2 separate regions of the Homo sapiens genome follow, and region 1 is linked to region 2. A link is a contact called in ENCODE Hi-C or POLR2A ChIA-PET data. All regions are on one chromosome and are shown on one strand. The core of a region is the stretch at or near the end of the contact, and the rest is flanking DNA. Distances in the headings are between cores, read along the strand shown.

Region 1 (5,151 bases), core at 2,048-4,547, 340 kb before region 2:
CACTGCAGCTTCAACCTCCTGGGCTCAAGTGATCCTCCTGCCTCAGCCCCCTGAGTAGCTGGGACTACCCATGCCCAGCTAATTTTAAAAAAAATTTTTATAGAGACAAGGCTCTTGCTGTATTGCCCAGTCTGGTCTCAAACTCCTGGCCTTGAGCTATTCTCCTGCCTCACCCTCCCAAAGTGCTGGGATTATAGTTGTGAGCCACCACACCTGGCCTTGGTGTTCCTCTTTGTGTACCCTGGGTACACCTTGTCTCAGAGCATTTATGACATTTTAGCAAAATTACTCTGTCGACCTATCTGTCCCCCTCCCCAGCCCATCAGCACTTCAAGGCAGGACAGCATTTGGATCTTCTCCCATCACCCCCTAGCACAGTGTCTACAGCGGAGTCAGGCACAGGCTAGGCCAGCGGTGAATACTTACTGAAAGGAGCTGGCCCTCCCCTTCGCTCTTCCTCTGCCCACACTTGCTTCTCTTCCACCCACCAAGGTGTGCTGTTTGCCCAGAAGCCTGTGGTCCACCTCATCACGGGGTCTGCTCCCCAGAGCCTCGGCAGCAGCGCCAGCAGCAGCAGCAGCTCTCACTGTTCACCAAGTCCTACCTCATCCCGGGGCACCCCCAGCGCAGAGCCCTCCACCAGCTGGTCCCTCTGATGGGCAGGACCCAGCTTCCCACTTGCCACTCTCCTGTCGAGAGTGAAGGAAGTTGATGCACAGAATTTACCTCATCTCACAGAGCCCACGTCGACGAGCACCATTTGGCCAGACATTGAGAGTTTGGACGTGTCCGTCTGTCCAGGCTCCATTCAGGTCCTGCTGTACTCTGGGGGCAGGGAGAGGCTAGAGGGGCAGGACAGACAGCGTTGTCCAATCAGGGATTGTCCTGGAGAACTGGGTGGGGGTCTGTGGGTGTCCAGCTTCCTCCAGGGTTCCCCAGCCACCTCCCAGCTCAGGGCACAGTGTATCGACAATCTGTCAGCCGACGCAGGGCTGGAGGCCCTCCATTTCCCTCCCCTTTTAATTTATTTCCCTGACCCTGCCTTCTGCCATGACCCCAGGGCCACTAGTCTCTTCCCCTGTTTTTAAGTCCCATGTGGGGCTGCCAGGAGCCAAGAGCATGCCTTCATGCCCTTCTCTGCAGAGCATGGGATGGGGCCCTTCCAGCCCACTTTGCCTACTGTTAGGTTCCTGGGGTACGGGTCCCTCAAACACAAGTCTTGAATCAGTCCTCAGGGCCCCAGATCCCCCTTCTAATAGTCTGAAGGAAGAGGCTGTGAGGGCAGTTCAGGGCCAGGGCCCACAGGGCATCTGCTGATGGGAAGGCAGAGCCTCGGGGCTGCCCAGCCCTGGCACCTGCTTCACACGGACCATTCTCTGACCGCCCCCGCCAAACCTCATGCTCCCCACTTGCCCTTATTGGCCTGCTTTCCCAAAAACAGCCCACTCATCCTTTCCCCAGCCCTCTTCAGCCCTCCCCAGTCCTCCCCAGCCTTCTTCAGCCTTCTTCAGCTCAGCCCTCTTCTATTTCTTATGGGGCCATCTTGGCCTCACCATCCCCACACGTGCCGATGTCAGGTTCATTGAAATACCTCAGATTTGTAATTGTTGATGTTTGAGTCTTCAGGAAGTATTTGCATCTCTGAAATCTTTTTTATATGTGTTTTGCTGACTTTTGTTTTTTTTTTATTTTAAAATTTTTATCGTAGCACCAAAGAAATGAAAACAGATCACCCCCAAAGCCAAGCAAGTGATTGGGTAACCCGGCCCCTCTGGCCCTTCCCTCAAGCCCAGTGAGGAGGTGGGTGGAGGCATGCAGGGGAGACGACTCAGGGATCGCGGGGGCGGGGAGGTGGAGTGGAGAGGCCCGCTCTCACACCGGGTCGGGCCCTGAAACTGTACCAGTTCTGAAGACCGTTTTCTGCCACACCCCCACCCCCAGCTGACCAGGGAGGCAGAGGACACCTCCCCATCACTCAGCATTCCCAGCTCAGGGCACAGGCAGGCTGGGGTCCTCGCTGGCCTTGCCAGAGGTTGAGCCGCCCCAGGGTATGAGGAGATGAATAACTCCACAGCTCCTCCTGGACCCTGCGCGGGAGCAGGCAGCTCCTGTGCTGTAAAGAAAATTGATTCGCTTGCGGCTCACCTCAGTCGAGGAAGCCCTGGAATGTTCAGCAGAACACCACCACTGTGACATGGGGCTGTGGCAGTGGGAGACACCGCGCGTGGCGTGGGTGTGTGTGGCAGCGTGGCTCGCATTCAGTCCTGTGTAGGAGAGGAAAGGGAATCAAAAGCTTGAGCACAAACAGATACCTCAGCCCGGTAAGCTGCAGCTCTGCTCAACTGCGTCTTCTCTCAGCCCTCCACACACACTCACCCCCACTCCCACACACATACACACACACACACACATACCCCATCTCCCGAGGGCTGACCTCCTCTGGCCTCAGCCTGCAGGGTGTGGGCAGAGAAGGGCATCTGGGACGTGGTGCCAGTGAGGAGCCCAGTTGGCTGGCACTGGGCCCATTTGAAGGTGTCTCAGACATTTGGCCAGTATGTCTTTCTCAGGGGTTTGGTCACAAAGGATGGACTCTTCCCACCCAGAGGATGCAGGGAAAGCACACTGTGTCTTTCCGGTCATTGGATCCTCTCCCTTTCCCCAGGCAGCTCGCCTGGCCACACCGTTGGAGTGAACCCTCACTGCCCTCAAGGACAACAGCAGGGTGTCACCCAGAGCCCGATGAGGGGTGCCAGCAGGTGCCCCCACGAGTGGGGCCTTGGCCCAAGCAGAGCTTCCCCTGAAGGTGCCATCAGCCAGGGCAGCTCTGTCCCCTCCTGCTCTCCATCTTATATGTATTCTAACCAGGAAAAATGTGATAGCACATGGGTAGCCTAGGCAGTGAGTAAATACCTCAGATGTCCTCCTGCAGCAAGTGTCTATATGTTGTGGTTATTTTCTATCTTACATGTTCTCGAATGTTTATATTTCAATAAACCTCTACCTCTTCACACAAGCAGGTCTCTCTCAGTTGCTTTGAGTGGCCTTTCCACTGGACAGTACTGGGGAGAGGTGAGCTCCTTCAGAGTGAAAGGGGACTGAGTGAACTACTCCTGACCCCTTGATTTCTCCTGAACCTTCTCCCCTTCACCCACGCCTTCTTCAAAGGGAAAGCTCACTGAGCTCACTCTCAGCTAACCTTGTGTGTTAGCAGGTTTCTCTGGCGTTACCCCAGAAGCTCCTAGAAAAGCCTGCCCGGCAGCAAGCCACAGGCCCCGCCACGCCATTGGCCAGGATTGAGTCACGTGCCCTCCCCAGAGCCAATGGGAGCGAGGGGGCAGGGTGACCGGGAATGACCTTAGACTGCCCGCCCTGCGCGGAGGGAGATCCACTACAGGCTGCGCCTCTGCCCCTGCGAGGGGCACCCCTGGGTCTCTGGGAAACGGAATGGAGGGTCTTATGGAAGAGAAGGTTTGGAACCACCGCTGGAGGGAAGGGGAGAAGAAAGCAAGCAGGAGTGGCGCGAACAGGAAGGGACTAGGGATAGAAGCCGGGCTTGGACACAGTGAGGCACGAACCCCGACAGACACAGAGACAGACAAGGGGTGCTGATCTCCTCACTGGGCGGGGTGGGCAGGAAAAGGAACAGGAGCTGGAGCTAGAGCGAGGGCTGCGAGCGGCGAGTGGATACCCGGCCTCAGGGAGGAGCTTCCAGGAGGGCAGGGGTCTCCTTTGGAGCAGCACCGGGGACGTTTGCTCGGCAAGGGCTTTTTGTGCGAAGTAACCGAAGCCAGTCAGGCTAATGGCGGCAGAGAGAAGGATTTATTCTTGCACCCAGGGTGTGCGGAGGAGCCCAAGGGCATTTGGACCTGTGTTGACGTCCGGAAGGGCCCGGAACCCAGGAAGCTCTGCCCGCAGAGGGTATTCCTCTCCCTCTGAAGACCACCTCAAAGCTCAACTTTATCACCTCCACGCATGAGACCGCCGGCGGCTGAACTAAAATCTCACCATCCCAATTCCAGTTTCTGGGAATTGTCACCTCCATTCGCTCTCATTAGAAATCCAGCTTTTTTCACGAGGTGAATAACAGGGCAGTTGACAGTTCCCAAGTTTTCTGTGTCCAATCTTCAGCCCTGGAGGGACTCTTCTGCTCCAAGTCCAGCGATCCCGGGAGGGGGCCCACTGGTCCAGTACGGCTCAGTACCCAGCCCTGGATCCACCAGCTGACGCTGGAAGGAGTGGGTCATGAAGAACTCAGCACGAACGCAGCTGGGTACGAATTCCCAGAGATGTCCTGTCCCTCCACGGTACCAAGGACCCCTCCTTTAAGAAACTGCTTCACTGAAGGCGCAGATGGAGGGAGGGATCGGCAACAGAGTTCAGAGGGGTTCCGGGGGCACATGGCTCAGCCGGAGGAAGCAGGCTGAGGAGGGGCGTTCAGAATGGCCAGATGACCTCGAGGGGAATGCCAAGCCTCAGCCCACTTTGCCTGTGGCTCCTGAGGATGTTCATGCTGTCAAGCTCAGAACAGCTGAGAAACTACCTTTCTGGGGCAGATTAGGGGACCAGGGGGCTTAGTTGCTGGTTTGCTGTGTGACCTATGACAAACTCTGGGCAGTTTGTCTGTGAAATGGGGACTCTAGTGTGATCGGAGACACAAGTGAATGAGAACTCACTTTGAAATGTCTAAAGCCCAGTGCCTAAGGCCTTCCTTGGCAAGACAGAGAGTCCCTGGTGGGCACTGTCCGATGGCATTAGGGCAGTAATTGGGCCAACCAAGCCTACAGGCCCGCAGCACCCCCTATGGTGTTGGGCAGTGCCTGCCTAGCTCTACTCTTAGCCACAGGGTCCCCTGGGAAAGTGCCAGGTGGTCTCATCCACCAAGAGCCATATTGGCAACATTGTGCCAACATGGGCATTTCAGGCCTGTGTCAGGGAGGGGACAAGGAGTGGTTTCTGCCAGGGAGGCCTCAGACTGCAGTTGCCTATGACAGGCTCCAGGCTTCAGGCCTCATAGAAACCCTGGCCTTGGGGGCTGAAGGCCAGCCAAACGGGCCTCCCCTCTTCCCAAGTCCTTGCCCAGCCGCGGTTGCCTAAGGCCTTTTTTTTTTTTTTTTTTTTTTTTTTGAGACAGAGTCTCACTCTCACCCAGGC
Region 2 (5,267 bases), core at 999-3,498:
GGTAATCTACCCGCCACAACCTCCCAAAGTGCTGGGATTACAGGCGTGAGCCACCGTGTCCGGCTGAAAAATGTAAATTGTACTGTTACTTTAGCAAAACACAAAATCTAAACAAACATCAGGATGGCCCAAACATAACTATAAGAAACAAAAATGGTTCCACCATTAAAAAGGAGTCAGTTTCGGCCAGGTGTGGTGTCTCACGCCTGTAATCCCAGCACTTTGGGAGGCTGAGGCAGACGGATCACCTGACCTCACGAGCTCGAAACCAGCATGGCCAACATGGTGAAACCCCATCTCTACTAAAAACACAAAAAGTAGCCGGGCATGGTGGCAGGTGCCTGTAACCCCAGCTACTCCGGAGGCTGAGGCAGGAGAATCGCTTGAGCCAAGACCGTGCTATTGCACTCCAGCCTGGGCAACAAGAACGAAACTCTGTCTCAAGAAAAAACAAAACAAAACAAAACAAAACAAAAACAAACAAACAAACAAAAAAAAACAAGGAGTCAGTTTCCCAAGATGGACTTTGGTTTCCTTTTCTATAAAATAAAATGGCTTCCACGATCTCTAAAGTACACTCTAGGTTGGCTGCAGTGGCTCATGCCTATAATCCCAAACTTTGGGAGGCTGAGGTGGGAGGATCACCTGAGCCCAGGAGTTCAAGCCCAGCCTGGGCAACATAGGGACACTCCGTCTCTAATTTAAAAATAAATAAATAAACAAAAATAAAGTACCCTCCAGCCTTATGGTTCTACGACAAATGATAAAAGTCTAAAATGAATGAAGCAAAACATATTCTTTTTTTTTTTTTTTTTTTTTTGAGACGGAGTCTCGCTCTGTCGGCCAGGCTGGAGTGCAATGGCGCGATTTCGGCTCACTGCAACCTCCGCCTCTCAGGTTCAAGCGATTCTTGTGCTTCAGCCTCCCGAGTAGCTGGGATTACAGGCGCCCACCACCACACCCAGCTAAATTTTTTGTATTTTTAGTACAGACAGGGTTTCACCATGTTGGCCAGGCTGGTCTTGAACTCCTGACCTCAGGTGATCCGCCCGCCTCGGCCTACCAAAGTGCTGGGATTACAGGCATGAGCCACCGCGCCCGGCTGAGTTCTTTTTTTAATTTTTAACTTCAGCATACCCTGAAACGAGTTTCTGAGTTCTTATGTTTAAATACGCATGCATAGTTGCCAGTGATGCAGGTTCAAAAATAAAATATAATATGCATGCATAGAAGCTAAATTTCACGGACCAAGATCGAAGTGCAATTACTGTAATTATTCTATGGTGGTGGACTCAAAACCTCCCAGCACACATATAAAGGGAAGGAAAATAGACAAAAATCAGAAGCACGTCTCATACTCCAGCAATCAGGCTTCTATTACAAAGGGGAAAAAACACGAAGCGTTCCTATGCTTGTAAAACCCAGTATTCCTGTGTCTGTGACATTCAGTTTTCAAAAGAGTGATATTTTTATCATAAGCCCTATCAAAACTCTGGCTATCTTCCGGAGATCAGGAAACAACCACACACTTCCATCTATTTTAAACGTGGAAGAATTAGAACGTGGCACAGCAGACCCTAAAAATGATGGAAAAGGCTGTGAAGGTGACACACTAATCGCTAACCGAGAAATGCCTGATTGAAAAGTATAATCGTGTGTCCCATACGGAAGTATATTGTGTCCTCGGACCCCAAGCGGCGTGCCCGGAGGCTCAATGTCACCTTCGCCGAGGCGCTGCAGGCCGGCGGCGGCCACTCTCGGTCAGGTGGCCGCAGGGTCGGCGCTGGGGCAGGGTCATGGCCCGGGAACCGAAGGGGAGCGCTGCGTCCCCTCCTCGGCGCCCACAGCAGGTCCACATCTGACCTGTCCGCGGTGGCACAGCCAGGAAGTTGCGCGGGGGGAGGCCCCGGGGGCGCGCTTTCAGGTCCTCCACTACTCGAGGCGGCGGGCAGGGCGGCCCGCGGTCACCGGGTTCAGTAACCAGGGTAGGGCAAGGGCTAGGCCGGGGAGAGCCCGCCCCGGAGTGGCAGCGGGGACCCAGGTCACCGCAAGGACACGAGGGCGCGGGCAGTGGCAAGCAGGGGCCTTACCCACGGCGGGGCCGGGGGTCCGGGCGGAGTGCAGGAGGCCTCGAGGGTCGGCCCGGGTGGTTGCGGCCACAGCGCAGCGGCGGAGAGCGGCGCCCAGCATGACGGCGATGGCGGCGCGCGGGCTGAGGACAGAGAGAAGCCGGTGTAAGCTCGCGGGTTGCTCCGGAGCGGGCGGGGGCCGGACAGGCTCACAGCGGGCGGAGCACGTAGGCCCGCCCACTGCGACTCTGGCGCGTGGGCGGGAGGAGCCACCGCGCGGCCGGCGGCGGCGGGGGCTACGGCGGCGCGCTGAGGACAAACTGTTAGCCTCGCGTCCCGCCTTGTCTCTGGTCAGGTGACGTGCAGCTGCCATCCTGTAAGTAGGAATGGAGGCGAGGGAGGAGCAACCGACCGTGATCTTGTTCGAGTCAGGCCCAGGAGGGCACTTAATCACCTCAAAATAGGAATGACAGCAATAACAACAAACTATAATAAAAAATACGTACTTTGCGCCCGGGCGCTGTGGCTCATGCCTGTAATCCCAGCACTTTTGGGAGGCCGAGGCGGGCGGATCACCTGCGGTCGGGAGTTCAAGACCAGCCTGGGCAACATGGAGGAACCCCCGTCTCTACTAAAAATACAAAATTAGCCAGGCGTGGTGGCGCAACGCATGCCCGCAATCCCAGCTACTCGGGAGGCTGAGGCAGGAGAATCGCTTGAACCCAGGAGGAGGAGGTTGCGGTGAGCCGAGATGGTGCCATTGCACTCCAGCCTGGGCAACAAGAGCGAAACTCCGTCTCAAAAAAACCAAACAAAACAAAAACCTACTTTGCTTAGCCCCGCCTTCTCATTGTGGCATAAAATAAAACAGCGAATGGGGGAAAGAATGCCGCTGGACGCGGTTGCTCACGCCTGTAATCCTAGCACTTTGGGAGCCCAAGGCGGGCGGATCACCTGAGGTCGGGAGTTCGAGACCAGCCTGACCAACATGGAGAAACCCCTGTCTCTACTAAAAATGCAAAATTAGCCAGGTGTGGTGGCGCATGCCTGTAATCCCAGCTATTTGGGAGGCTGAGGCAGGAGAATTGCTGGAACCCAGGAGGCAGAGGTTGCAGTGAGTTGAGATCGCACCATTGCACTCCAGCCTGGGCAACAAGATCAAAACTCCATCTCAAAAAAAAAAAAGGCCTATGCGTAAGGGATTTTATTAGTACATATTCTTATATCACAAACCAGCTTGCATAAAAAATGAGTTAAACTACTTCATTTCACAGATTAGGAAAGAGGCTCAGAAATTAGGTTGCTGCTGGCAGTCAAGGATCTTTTCGCCACATCCCCAGTTCTGAGGACTCTCACCTGAATGTTTCCCATCTCCTACAGGAGGGCTCCTGAATCCACGATGGCTCTGAAATAGGGTTGATCAAGTTCCACAGTTGTTGCATCTTATCTCACTAGCTACATCCTAACTTTGAGCCCCTGGGCAGTCAAGGACACCTCTCCCAGGCCTGAAGTATCTGGATGCTGCCCAGAGTTAATGAGACATTGTATTCTGTCTTGCTGTCTCCCATTCTCTATCCCTGGGCACACTGAGGAAAGAAAAGGTGGCCATTCATGTGCCACTTCCTCACTTCAGGCCGACTCTCCAGGGCCTCAGCATCTGCCCTTCTCTTTTTCCTCCCTAGCAGTGTGGCTTCAGTGGGTAGGAACCTGGCGGGGAAAAGGATTTTTAAAATGTTTTCAAAGCACCTGCCCTCACCGTTTCCCACCAACCTAGTGCTGGGGCTTAGAAAACAATACCACAAAGTGAAGGCCTATGAAGCAGTTTCTCTCTGACCTTCTGCCCTCTTGTCTCTTGCCCCTTACTCTCCCTCCAGGCATGCCACAGAAACTAGAATCCCTCCTCCCCAAGAGGGGGTCTAGAAAGTAGAACCCCTTTGTCCCAAAGCCAGCCATAAAGCCTAAAAATATTGCTCTAACCTTTCTCTTTGCCTTTCTATGTAACAGCTGGCCATAAAGAAATTAAGGCCGAGCACGGTGGTTCACGCCTGTAATCCTAGCACTTTGAGCCGCCAAGGCCAGGAGATCACTTGAGGTCAGGAGTTTGAGACCAGCCTGGCCAACATGGTGAAACCCCATCTCTATTAAAATTACTAACATTAGCCAGAAATCACTTGAACCCAGGAGGTGGAGGTTGCGGTGAGGCGAGATCACACCACTGCACTCCAGCCTGGGTGACAGAGCTAGACTCCGTCTCAAAAATAAAATTTTTTAAAAAAAAGGAGAAAAGGAAACATGGCCAGGTATGGTGGCTCATGCCTGTAATCCCAGCACTTTGGGAGGCTGAGGTGGGAAGATCACCTGAGGTCGGGAGTTCGAGACCATCCTGGCCAACATGGTGAAACCCCGTCTCTACGAAAAATACAAAAATTAGCTGGGTGTGGTGGCGCACGCTACTCTGGAGCCTGAGGCAGGAGAATCACTTGGGCCCGCGAGGTGGAGGTTGCAGTGAGCCGAGATCGCACAACTGTACTCCAGCCTGGGTGACAGAGTGCGACTCCGTCTCAAAAAAAGAAAAAAAGAAGTTAAGGCTGGGCGCGATGGCTCATGCCTATAATCCCAGCAATTTGGGAGGCTGAGGTGGGGGGATCACCTGAGGTCTGGAGTTTGAGACCAGCTTGACCAACGTGAAGAAACCCCGTCTCTACTGAAAATACAAAATTAGCCGGGCATGGTGGTGCATGCCTGCAATCCCAGCTACTCAGGAAGCTGAAACAGTAGAATTGCTTGAACCTGGGAGGTGGAGGTTGCAGTGGACCGAGATCTTGCCACTGCACTCCAACTTGGGCAACAAGAGTGAAACTCTATCTCCAAAAAAAAGAAAGAAAAGACACTCGTTCCAGTAGTAGGGAGGACAGGGAGGAAGAAATGCTACAAAAGAGAGGCCAGAAGGATTTGAACAGACAGGCTTTGCTGGGTTTTCCCACTCAATCCATTTCCGTTAGCTTGGACCCTTTTTGTCCAATCACAATTCTACATATGCTTTATTGAACCTAAGCATAAAGGACGATTTTCCTTGTATCTATGGGTCTTCAGTCTGAAGCCTCCCATGTCACATAAAACTATGATCAAGTAAACTTGTTATGGTTTTTTCTTTTTAACCTGTCTTTTGTTATGGGAGTGTCAGCCATGACCCTTATG

Evidence for each region. Hi-C counts contacts between places; a loop is a spot of excess contacts on that map. ChIA-PET counts read pairs that join two places held with the same protein, here RNA polymerase II (POLR2A). Pooled maps may share reads with other maps.
Region 1: a pooled map shows a loop between it and region 2 (7-fold over the local background). The contact joins the enhancer-like site here to the promoter of COX5A in region 2. A Hi-C loop is called at or near these places in 7 of 50 pooled maps. POLR2A ChIA-PET finds 5 or more read pairs at or near these places in 2 of 52 experiments (WTC11 and activated CD4-positive, alpha-beta T cell).

Annotation. Positions count from the first base shown.
Region 1 is chr15:74,595,119-74,600,269 of GRCh38, forward strand. It overlaps ARID3B (AT-rich interaction domain 3B), which reads left to right. Exons shown (of 9, transcript NM_006465.4): 9 at 493-3,013. The coding sequence ends at 656. CLK3-AS1 (CLK3 antisense RNA 1) reads right to left here. Exons shown (of 9, transcript XR_007064715.1): 9 at 3,801-5,151. Among named protein-coding and RNA genes, the nearest start is that of CLK3-AS1, 18 kb to the right of the region's middle. RefSeq lists enhancers at 1,891-2,391, 3,007-3,895, 3,170-3,464. Within about 2 kb of position 3,298, at least 33 of the 41 ENCODE cell types and tissues checked have a DNase peak (open chromatin) inside an H3K27ac peak, as active enhancers do.
Region 2 is chr15:74,935,825-74,941,091 of GRCh38, forward strand. COX5A (cytochrome c oxidase subunit 5A) reads right to left here and starts at 2,249. Exons shown (of 5, transcript NM_004255.4): 1 at 2,091-2,249. The coding sequence starts at 2,190. RefSeq lists a silencer at 1,943-2,502.